3 separate regions of the Homo sapiens genome follow, and regions 1 and 3 are each linked to region 2. A link is an interaction called in ENCODE POLR2A ChIA-PET data of the cell type or tissue named here. Cell type or tissue: GM12878. All regions are shown on one strand. Region 1 holds the start of LOC124904498 (a long non-coding RNA gene). Region 2 overlaps IL19 (interleukin 19). Region 3 has its middle 8.0 kb from the start of IL19.

The links. ChIA-PET counts read pairs that join two places held together with the same protein. Peaks named below come from ENCODE experiments on the same cell type or tissue, not always from the same donor. Only the 100,000 strongest peaks of a DNase experiment are listed, where the experiment ranks them.
Region 1: POLR2A ChIA-PET joins it to region 2 with 5 read pairs; 1 of 35 experiments calls an interaction of 5 or more read pairs at or near these places.
Region 3: POLR2A ChIA-PET joins it to region 2 with 7 read pairs; 2 of 35 experiments call an interaction of 5 or more read pairs at or near these places.

What each region holds. Positions count from the first base shown.
Region 1 is chr1:207,414,639-207,418,638 of GRCh38, reverse strand. LOC124904498 (a long non-coding RNA gene) reads left to right here and starts at 2,405. Exons shown (of 2, transcript XR_007066848.1): 1 at 2,405-2,587. LOC105372880 (a long non-coding RNA gene) reads right to left here and starts at 2,294. Exons shown (of 3, transcript XR_922484.2): 1 at 2,027-2,294. In GM12878, no CTCF peak of the experiment used is centred here; a DNase peak (open chromatin) is centred at 3,898; H3K27ac peaks cover 977 bases.
Region 2 is chr1:206,831,814-206,835,813 of GRCh38, reverse strand. All of the region lies in intron 2 of IL19 (interleukin 19), which reads right to left. Among named protein-coding and RNA genes, the nearest start is that of IL20, 32 kb to the left of the region's middle. RefSeq lists a silencer at 3,828-4,000. In GM12878, no CTCF peak of the experiment used is centred here; a DNase peak (open chromatin) is centred at 2,467.
Region 3 is chr1:206,760,780-206,764,779 of GRCh38, reverse strand. No RefSeq gene overlaps it. Among named protein-coding and RNA genes, the nearest start is that of IL19, 8.0 kb to the left of the region's middle. RefSeq lists a silencer at 804-1,002. In GM12878, no CTCF peak of the experiment used is centred here; no DNase peak of the experiment used is centred here.

The DNA.
Region 1 (4,000 bases), 580 kb before region 2:
AATAATTGTTTCCTATATGTCATCTATTTTTTTGTTATGTAGGCGGGAGGATAAACCCAGTTCCTCTTTTCCACCTTTGCTGGAAGCAGAAATTTCCTTTATGGTTAGATACCTTCCTCTACAATATACTTAGAAAGCTCTGACATTCTCCAGTCTATTCAGCATAGGTCACCTTTGAGTTTAGGTTTTAGTCAACCAGTGGAGCAGATTTTTAGAGCCACTCCCAGTTGTCTAAGCTAATGCATCAAACCCAGAATCTTTTGTTAGTGCTCTCATGCTGAAAATGCACTAATGCTAGCACTCACCTGGTAAAAATATATATATGACATATTTCTTTCACTCTGGTCTAACATGTTTAAGATCCACTCCCATTTATATTCCCTGGATTTCTACAGACATAAATAAGAGAAATCTGGAAATTCTTTCCATGTATATAATACTTCCTCCCAGGTCACACATAAAATCAAGCCTGGGGAGCTGAGAGAACTTAAAAATAATTATAGATCTAGAACCAATGAGAGCTGCTGGAGGTGGGTCTTGATGAGGATCAGCATTCCCCTCCAAGGTAACTTCTTTGGGAAGTTCATTAAAGCCTCTTCAAAATAAACATTTCTCATTGTAAGTCTGTCACCCACAGGATATAACTTTAGTTCTTTTTTTTGTTTTGTTTTTCTTTTAAGAAATGTTTACTCGTTGACTACGTGAGATAATTTTGGGGGGGCCTTCAAAAAATTTCTTGTTCTTTATTCAAGCTTGAATTGAGAATTTAAAGTCTTGATCATATAATTTTCTTTCTCCAAGTTCTCTGATTCAGAATCAGTCAGTAAACCATATAGTCTTTATGTTATCTTCATTTCTATTAAAATAAGCTTTATAGGCAGATGCAAAGATGAGAACGACATTTATTTTACTCACAGTTGTAGGAGGTGCAATGTTGCGCTTGTTCATACAACTTCTAAATATGAGATTAATCAGCTTTGCCCACTGTATGCTAAGTAGGTAGGGTTTGTAACAAAGTTATTTAGGTATCTTCATGTGGATCATTACTACCATGTTTCAACAGTAAAGCCAATAGGATTTGCTCTGTTGCCCATGCTGGAGTGTGATGGTGCGATCATAGCTCACTGCAAACGTACCCAACCATAAGAGATAGTTAAGTAAAGTAGGGTATATCTATGGAATATTATTACATGCCTTTACAAAAATAATAAAATACTTATGAAACATTGAGAAGTAAAAAAAAAGCAGCATGAAACAAGAAAAAGTCATTTATAAAACCAAATTTTCTAGTGGCTACTTCAGCATTTTAAAAGAATGACAGAATAGCAAAATTCTTCTTGGGGAAAAACTGCTCTTTTGTTTAGGGAAGCTTGATGAAGGAAGTTCTTTTGCTCTGGGAGGCAAGGCCACAGGCCAGTCTAGATAGGGAGAGGTTTCAAAAAATCAGGAGCCAAATTATTCAGTGTGACAGAATAACAAGAGTTTTTAGTTTTTACGTTGATGGCCTGAAAGATAGAATGCTGGAGCACATGATCAGGAAAGAGAGGCAGCAAAAAGATCAACAAGGTTGTAGTAGGCCAGGGAGCAGTGAAAGGTTGTTTCTGTAGTGACAATAAACATCTCCTAATTGCATGAGAATACCTGCTCCGGAATTTTTTTTTTTTTTTTTTTTTGAGTCAGAGTCTCACTCGGTCGCCCAGGTTGGAGTGCAATGGCGCGATCTCTGGTTCAATACAAACTCCGCCTCCCAGGTTCAAGCAGTTCTCCCACCTCAGCCTCCTGAGTAGCTGGGATTACAGGCGCCCACCACCACGCCCGGCTATTTTTGTGTTTTTAGTAGAGACAGGGTTTCACCATATTGGCCAGGCTGGTCTCAAACTCCTGACCTCGTGATCCGCCTGCCTCGCTGCTCTGAATTTTTACCTTTATATTCTACATATTATATGATGTTTTTAATTAGAAGAAAAGAGCATGATAGTTATTCCAAGTCAGGTAATGGTTGGATAAAAAATAATGATTATCTTACCTATCAGTTGCTGAACTGAGGCCCAACTGGTTAACTAGTTGGTTGGATGTATACACTAGGTCAGTGCAGGTTAGCAAATTTGTGCAACATTGACACCTACTATTTGTTTTTAACTTGTTTTTCTGCTTTCTTTTGGCAATAATCTTCTGCTATTGCTAAACCTTTAAAAATGCTTTTTAAAAAACATGTCCAGCAGCAATGTGTTTTTGGTGTTTGGGGAAATACAGGAATGGGAGCTAGATGATAAAAGGAAATGATAGCAGGTGCATAGGAGGAGTCAGATTGAGTCGAGGTCAGCTAGAACACACTGTTTAATAGAACTTTCTACAACAATGAAGTGTTCTAGATCTGTACTACCTAATACAATAGCCACTAGCCATATGTGCCTACTGAATATTTAAAATATGGCTAGTGTGACTGGGAGCTGAAGTTTCCATTTTATTTAGACTTAACTAGCTCAAATTTAAATAGCCACATGTAACTTATGGCTTGGTATTGGACAGCATAGAACATCTATAGAAAATCAAAAGCAGTGGGTAAAAAATGAGGAATCAGAAGAAGGTAAGCATGTTCTCTTTCATTCAGAAAACTCAAAACCAGTAGAAAGGGCTCTGGGCTTCTGGAAATCACATAAAATATTTTCTTTAATTACTTAAGAAAGGGTGACTCTGAAAGACAAGCAATATATATTGTATGAATTTTTTTTTTTTTTTTTTTTTTGAGATAGGGTCTCATTCTGTTGCCCAGGCTGGAGTGTGGTGGCATGATCATAGTGTAGCAGGACAAGCCACGGACAAAACCTCTCAGACACGGCCAAATAAAGCCAAATCCTTCCTTAACCCACTGTCTGAGAGCTCGGTTTTTGAGACGTGAGTCTGATGAAGCTCCTGGCCAAATAAATTCTTCAGAGAGCTGGGTTCTTGAGGCGCTAGTCTGCCGAAGCTCCCGGACGTTGAGACGTGAGTCTGCCGAAGCTCCTGGCAAAATAAAGCCAAATCCTTCCTTAACCTGGTGTCTGAGAGGTTTTGTCCACGGCTCGTCCTGCTACAGTAGCTCACTGCAAATTCAAACTTCTGTGCTCAAGCAATCCTCCTGCCTCATCCTCCTGAGTAGCTGAGACTACAGGCATGTGCCAAGTACACCTGGCTAATTTTTAAATTTTCTTTGGAGAGAGGGTCTTGCTATGTTGCCTAGGCTGGTCTCAAACTCCTGGCCTTAAGCCATCCTCCCACCTTGGTCACTCAGAGTGCTAGGATTATAGATGTGCATCACCACGCCTGTCCTGAACTTCAAGTTTCAAGGCACATCTCTGTTCTTAGAGAAAAAATTAAAAGACTATATATCAAAATGTTAACTTCAGGTGGTGTGATTGTGAATAATTTCTGTTTCTTTATACTTGCTACATTTCTCCAATTTTCTCCCAGAGCATGTCTAAGTGTTTATATTTGTATTTGCTTAAAATCTTGTTATTTGTCTAGATATTTTGAGTGCAATGACCTCCTTACCCCTGCCCTACCAATTTCCCCCATTTCCTTCCTCATTCAATTGATCACTGTGACTGCACTTCATAACTTCTGGGAAGGCATAAGGTTGGTAAAAAAGCAGAAGTTATCTGCAAGATTTCCGGTCTTTTATTTGTGAGTATAAATGTTTTCAAAATTTTTAAGAGAAATTGGGAGTTTGGAAGAAACAGAAGGGGATCAGTGAAACTCCCTCCAGAGAACGAAATGATTCCCAGGGGTTGAGAGACAGGCTTGTGCATTTCAGAGTAGAGGGGACCTGAGATTGACTTTGGTGGTGGTAGGTCTTGCATGACCTCAGAGGGAAATGGCAGCATGCTACAGCTGGAGAGTAGAACTGACAGGAGCTGGGTGCCTCTGCCTTATGAGAATGTCTCATGTCTCACGTGTGGTGTAGAAGCCACAGAAACCTGCCAACTCGGAAAGTGTCAGACAGCAGAAAATAACATGTCAG
Region 2 (4,000 bases):
ACAGCTTATGGGGTTATCTCTGTTTTCACCCACATTTCACAAGCTTATAAATAGAGCTTAGCCTTAACGCATGTCTTATGACAACACATGTGACGAGAGCAGCCCTCTGCTATGCACTTTGCATGGTGCCCACTGAGATCTCCCATTTACAGCTGTGTGTGCCAAGGTAAGTGTATCGTGTGTGGCCGTGGAGGAGAGGAGGGCATAAGACACAGGGAGCCAGCTGCGAGGACTGTAGAGCTATAGTTAAAGCTGCTGTAACTCACACGTGTGAGTGTGAACCCCAGCTGCCCCCACTCCCCATGCCTTCCTCAGGATTCCCAGCTCCTCTGGAAAGCCAGAAACAGCAAATCCTGTTTAGAAACCATTTTTGCCTGTCTCTCCTTAACTGGGCATCATTCCCAGGGAATAGACAGGTGTATGTCAAGACCTTACCACGTGGCAGGCATTAAGCCAAAGAGCTCCTTTCCTCTTTTATCAACCTCTCTTTCTGGCTAAACAAGGATGGGCCCCATTGCCAGGGAAGTTTGTAGAGAGTCCCCCAGAGCTCTGTCTCCTCAGAACGCTACTGGGGTGCTTCTAGAAAGCCAAGAAAGAGAGTGCAGTTTTTCTTCTGACAAGGTAACTCTCAGAAGCAGGCAGATATTGCCTGCTCATCCCATGCCAGGAGACTTGCGCATTTTGTGGAGGAGAAAGATGTCTCCCTTAGCTTGGTGAGGCAATTCCAGACATCTTGGCTAATTCAGATATTAGTAGTAAGTAACATTTATCCTGCGTGCCATGTGCATTGGGCACTGTCCCAAGAATTTTACGTAATTTTCTCATTTAATGCTCACAACCACCCTATGAAGTAGGCTCTGTTTCTGTTCCCATTTTACCAAAAAAATGAAGTAACCTGCCCAAGCCAGGGTTTGAGAGAAGGCGGGCCAGTCCCTGAGCTGGCTGTCTTTACTGCTACTCCACCCCACTTACAACATTGTTTCCCTCTGACATCATAGCCTGGGATCCCAGTAGCTCCCCTGACACCAGACAGACAGGAACCCATTTCTGAACCAGTGATGCTCCTTACATTTAAAAAGATATTTCACATTGCAAAGGATTAAACAATGATAACACATTATAAAGTGCCCAACACAGTTCTTGGAACAAAAAAGCAATAGTAAAGACATTAAATCCTTGACCTTTCCTTCCTTCACTCCTTCTTTCCCACTCTCTATCTCTTCTCGTTGAAAATAAGATACTAGAAAATTCACCTTTTCTATAGAGTACCCCTTCCCATTCTACCAAATGCCCAGCATCTGGAACATCATAGCCATACACAATGGTAACAGGTCACCTCCCTGCGGCAGTGAAGGAGGAGGGCTAGGATGGCGGTGCATAGGAGCCCCTGATGACGGACAGCGTGAGCCTCACCTCTCACTTGGTGCTTGCGGGCTGCTCCTTGTGTCTCCTCTCAGTGCTCTCTGCCATTTGGAAAGGGCTGGTCATTTTTATTCAGGTGGATAAGAGGAAATGCTGTCAAGGTTTGCTGGGTGGATCCACCTTGGGGAGATTGTTTTTTCCCCTTGTTTTCTTAGTATTGTATTTCCTTAATTGTTTTCTTTCTTCTTTAAGATATAGCTGATTAATCATTATTATGAAATGCCTCTTTCTTCTGGGTCTTGACATGCAGCTTCTAGGAAAAATAAACTCCCCATCTCCATGCAAATGAGAATTTTTTGCAATTCTATGTCCATGCAGAAAAATCCAACTTAGGTCACTTTCCTGAGAGCTGTGGCACGTTACCAAGTGTACCCTGCAGGCCAACTCACAAAAGCACTCTCAATCAGCCACACCCTGCAGCAGCCAGCCCATGAGGCTCTGCAGGTGCCTCTGGCTGCAGCACGATCCAGTTCTCCAATGCCTTAGGCAGCTATGAGTGTCTGCCATGTGCCAGGTGCTAGCTAACTGCTTTACCTGCATCATTTTGTTGAACTTCATGAGGAACACTTTTTCCCCTCATAAAGCAAGGATTTCTTTGCACATCATCTATTTCCCCTTCATCTTGTCCCCTGGAGGGTTCTCTCATTCTTGATTAATGCAGAGAGAGAGAAAATGAGACTGGAAAGAAGAGAGGTTTAAGATCAGCCAGTGGCAGAGCCAGGACCTGAAATCCTTATTCTTGGGCTAGAAGACTCTCTAACTAAATTACCTTTTTACATAAACTCTTTACCAAGAAGTTCTCTAGGGATCAGGTTTGGGGCAATGAAAAGATAGGGTATAAACAGTTTCTTCCCATTAAATAAAATTTCCAGGGGGTAATTGGTTTGGACTGAGTTACTGCACTAGGCCAATAGGCCAAACCTAAATGGAGTCGCTCATGCTGAATGAAGTTCCACACCACCAAGCTGAAACTAAACTGTTTATCTAACCTTCTGAGAAATCAGGAGAGAGAAAGATAATAGCCAAATCCTGAAACAAGCCAGTTTTAGCCAGCGTATAAGGAAGTCTCCTCTGCTCTAACCTTTACAAGGAAAGTAACTTTTAAATGACCAGTTTGCTTTTTGTTCTCTGTTTCTGCTTCCTCTAGCAGTTGTCTGCCCACAAAACCACTCTCCTCTGTCAGCTCATGGGACCACTCATTCTATTTTTATAAAATAGGATGTTGCCTGATTCTAGAATTGCAAATAAAAGCCAATTAAGATCTTTAAACTAAATGTGTTGTAATTTTGTCTTTTGACATCCCCAAACACAGACTCCCAGAATAAATGGAGCTTATTTTTAACCAAATGAAGTGACCTTGGGATGAGGTGCAATTATGAGACCCCACTGGGCTGGTACAAACCCTGTTCCTGCAGCCAGATTTGGGAGACAGAGAGGGCCACAGGGCACCGGCAGAGAAGGAAAAGGGACAGGAAAGATCAGGGCCTTTTACGGGACAGGTGCAAGGGAAAGAAACCCCAGGGACTTGATGTCTTGTGGTCCAGCATCTTGGACATAATAAAATGGTAAGTGTTGAGGGAAGTGGTAGACTATAGTGGTTCACAACGTAGTTCTGGATTTAAACCCTGGTTCACTCTCTTCTCTTCTTCCTTATCTCCCTTCTCTTCTTGGTAGCATGCCACAGCTCTCAGGAAAGTGACCTAACTTGGATTTTTCTGTATGAACATAGAATTGCAAAAAAAATCTCATTTGCATGGAGATGGGGAGTTTATCATTTTTCCTAGAAGCTGCATGTCAAGACCCAGAAGAAAGAGGCATTTCATAATAATGATTAATCAGCTATATCTTAAAGAAGAAAGAAAACAATTAAGGAAATAAGACGAGGGTATGGCCAGGCAGGTACCCTCTCTGCCTTGCTCAGAAAGGTTACCATGCCTATTGCCTTCTATGGGAATGAGGTTCCATGGAGTTGAGCAATATGTGGCCCTATTGCAGAGTCTGGATGAAATGCATTAGGTCTATAGACACTGGAAAAGCTACTTAAAGCCTTTCTGAAGCTCCATAAAATAGGTAAAATAAAACTGTGAGGATTTGAATGAGCTAAAGGACCTGTGTCATAGTAAGTACTCCTTAATAAATATTATGTATTTCTATCCTGTGTGCCAGGCACCTGGAAAAGGAGAAGACACCTTTGTTAGGAGCTAATGGACATCTTTCTGCTCCTTTGGAGAGGGTGCAAAGAGCTACTCTTGACCTCGGGAATCTCCCCTACTCCCACCCTTGTTTCCCCCAGAGGGGTGGGATGGAGGGAGGTGGGTGCTGTTTTCCCAGCAGGGCCTGAGCTGCCTGGCTCGGAGTCCCTCTGCACATGTGAGAATAGCAGCTCAGAGCCCAGCTGCACATGTAAGGGGATTTGCAACACTGTCCATGCTGAGTCTCACCCCACATTCACCCCTTGTGCTCAGGCTATATGTTCTGACCTAGCTTTCATTTCAGGGCAGATATGTCATATCAGGAAGCTTGCAGGGGAAGGGAAATAAGTGATGTGTTTATAGCTCCTCTTCCAGCATGTGGTGTA
Region 3 (4,000 bases), 71 kb after region 2:
AACTAGGAATTCCATCTCAGGATTTCTAATGAGGCTTTGTCAGAAGTACAGCCAGGGCTGCAGTCACCTGGTGGCCTGACTGGGCTAACGGATTCATGAGTAACATGGCACACTCACAGGGCTGTTGGCAGGTGGCCTTGGTTCTTCTTCACAGGGCTTCTTGAGTGTCCTCGCAACATGGCAGCTGTCCTCCCCAGAGCCAATGATGCAAGAGAGAATAAGGAGAAAGTTGCAGTATATTTTACGACCTAATTCCAGAAATCTCACACCATCACTTCTGCTATATTCCGTTTGTTAGAAGTGAACCAGTAAGTCTAGCCCACATTCAAGGGAAAAGGAATTAGATTCTGCCTTTTGAAGGGAGGAGTGTCCAAGAATTTGTGCACCTATTTTAAAACAATCACAACCTTTTAAGAATCTAGAAGAAATAGTTTTGCGCTCTTGAGCTGGCAGGGCAAAGGGGAGGAGTTGGGTGGGCCTCAGTGTGCCTGGATAGGCCATCATCATGCACACTCCCACCAGTCCTCTCTCATAGGCTCACTCTAATAGATTTATTTCTCTAAGGCTTAGTTTCTCATCTGGAATACTAGCAAAACGTCTCCCCAGGTGCTATGGCCTGAATGTTTGTGTCTCACCAAAATTCATATTTTAAAGCCCTTTCCCCCAGTGTGATGGTACTTGAAGTGGGGAACTTTTTGAGGTGAGTAGGGTTAGATGAGGTCATAAGGGTGGGACCCTCAGGATGAGATTAGTGCCCTTATGAGGAAGACACTAGAGAGCTTGCTGTCTTCCCCCCACTACCCCCAAGTGTGCTCAAAGAAGAGGTCATGTGAGCACACAGTGAGATGACGGCCACCTCCAAGCCAAGAGAAGAGGACTCAGAATGAAACCTGCCTTGCCAGCACCTTGATTTTGGACTTCCTAGCCTCCAGAACATTGAGAAAACACGTTTTTGTTGTTTAAGCCACCCAGTCTGTGGTATTTTGCTATGGCAGCCTGAGCTGACTAATATACCAGGTTTGCTATAACTGCCAAATGAAATCTCAGGTATGAAGGTACATATGTGTTTTGAACAGGGAGCACAGAGATGAGGTTTTGATGGGATTTTTTTTTCAACAAGCCTTTATTCTCTAAGAAAAGCATCCATTTCCTCTCTTCCATGTCTACTCTGTGCCCTTACACTTGAGTTTGGAAAACAGTGGAGAATGAAAATCTGTTTGTCTGTGATGCTGGCTTTGGAGGTAAGGAAGGTGGAACTGGTGAGAAGCCCCTGCAATCTGTGATGACAATGTGGTTACCTATGCAGCCACTGACAGAAATTAGAGAAGAAGCAAATGGGTTCTTCCACCCTGGGAGTGAAGCACAAGGCAGAAGGAAGGGGAAGAGATCAGAGATGAAAAGAAAGAAGAGAGCAGGTGCCGTGGCTCCCACCTGTAATCCCAGCACTTTGAGAGGCCGAGGCGGGTGGATCACCTGAGTTCAGGAGTTCAAGACCAGTCTGGCCAACGTGATGAAACCCTATCTCTACTAAAAATACAAAAAAAATAGTCAGGCGCGAGCCTGTAGTCCCAGCTACTTATGAGGCTGAAACAGGAGAATCGCTAGAACCTGGGAGGCAGGGGTTGCAGTGAGCCAAGATCGTGCCATTGCACTCCAGCCTGGGCAACAAAAGCGAAACTTAAAAAAAAAAAAGAAAGAAAGAAAGAAAAGAAAAAAGAAAAAGAACGAAAGAACGAAAGAAAAAAAGAAAGAAAGAAGGAAGGAAGAAAGAAAGAAAGAGAGAAGAAAGGAAGGAAGAAAGAGAAAAAGAAAAAGAAAGAAGAAAGAAAGAAAGAAAAAGAAAAAGAAAGAAAGAAAGGAAGGAAGGAAGAAAGAGAGAGAGAGAGAAAGGAAAGGAAAGGAAAGGAAAGGAAAGGAAAGGAAAGGAGAAAGGCAAGTTAGTTCAGTGACAAAACTTCCCATTCTGTGACATGTGTCCCCCTCAAAACACTTATATGAGTAGTTTTAACTGTGGAATACGGGAACCAGCTTTAGTCCTGGGGTGATTTAGGGAAAACCAGACCTAACACTCCAAGGAAATGGGAGCTGAATTGTAAGAACATAAACCCAGAATTTTAAATAATGGGAAGATCTTTCAACTTTCATAAGCGACAGAACTGGCTACAGAATGAACCAGTCAATTGCATATCTTCAGGGGCTAGTGGGTCCCAGGTGACACATGGGTTCCATTATTCAATACCCCTTCTAGGCACTAACTCACTTGGTGACTTCAAAGATTTTACTTAACTTGTCTGGGACTCAGTTTCCTCAACAATAAATAAGAAAATAGGTCTGAATCAATGGTTTCCCTTGGGGAAAACCATTCACCTCTGTGGCCACTACAGTGGAGCCAGTCGCTCCTGGGGACAAGAGTGACAGCGCTTATAGCAGGTGATGGGGGTAGTCTGAGCAATTTCCAAAATTTGAAAAAGCCTCATGGAAATTGTGCATTTAGCAACACCTCCTCTCATAAGTCTGCACAAGCTCATTAAAAAGCACTTCTCCCTGTTTGGATGGAGTCATCCACTTTGTGTGGGAAGACAGTTTGTCCCATGCCAATCAGAGTTCTATTTGGCCGTTATCTATTACATCTTTTTCTTTTCTTTTTTTTTTTTTTTTTTGCCAAGGAGTCTCGCTCTGTCGCTCAGGCTGGAGTGTGCAGTGGCACGATCTCAGCTCACTGTAACCTCTGCCTCCCAGGTTCAAGCGATTCTTACGCCTCAGCCTCCCATGTAGCTGAGATTACAGGTGCCCGCCACCACGCCCAGCTAATTTTTGTATTTTTAGTAGAGACGGGGTTTCACCATGTTGGCCAGGCTGGTCTTGAACTCCTGGCCTCCAGAGATCCACCTGCCTCAGCCTCCCAAAATGCTAGGATTACAGGTATGAGCTACCATGCCCAGCCCATCTATTACATCTTTGATTAAGGCAATCAGAAAATGGAATTATTTCTTTAAAAAGTTTTTAAGCAGCCAAAACATTTTAAAACAGAGAGTCTCTGGAGAAATTTAATAGCAGCAGTCCTTCAATTAAAAGCTTAAAAGTCGCTAAACTAGATGACCTCTAAATTCTGTTCGAGCCTGTAGTTCCTCATTCCAGCCACTGACTCCTCCAGTCCACCAGGCCTATTCCCACTGGAATCCTCCTCCAGGACTCATTCCTGTGTCTACAGCATCTGCACTCCTAATTTGCCAGGCAGTTCCCATTTATCTGTGTATTATCAACAGCTCCCTCCCCCAGCAGAATTGAGCTGCCATTGAGCCTTTAGCTTCCAGAGGCCTCCTTGGCACCCTGGCTGGAGAGGACAAGGGGGACATAAAAGACCTAAGGAAAGTGACACAGCGTACCTCTGACTCTACAGCACAGGGTGACATGCACAGCCTCTGGAGTCTGAGCCCAGGCTTCCACTTACTTCTCAGCTACATGACCTTGAGACATTCCCTAGCTTGGTATTCTCCTCTGTAACATGGAGAGAATAATTACTCTTTCAAGGTGTCGTCAGAAAAAATAAAGGCTTGAATACATAAAAGTCTCCCGGCACAGAGTAAATACTTAATAAAAGCAGCTCTATCGCAGACATTTGGGAAAATGCTCCCATCCAACCAGATGGAACAATAGGTGCCAACACCATGGAAAATAGCTGGACATGCCTTGCGCTTGTACCAATCATAGACCTGGGCTTTTCCTTACAGTGCCTTCTGCCTCCCTACCACCATTTCTGGGCGGAAAGAGTAAATGGTTTGTCCCTGCACTTGGAAGGGAAAGAAAGGAAGCAACCATTTTTGAGTGCCCACTTTCAATTTCCTGAAGGTGACCTCAGAAATGCTTGGCTTGGTGAAGTAAAAAAATACACATTATGAATTATAGCCCCTAGAGTTCTATAAATCCAGTGAACAGCTTAATATACATGCCTAACTGCCATTTAGAGCAATAATAGCTACACATACTATTAAGTATAGAT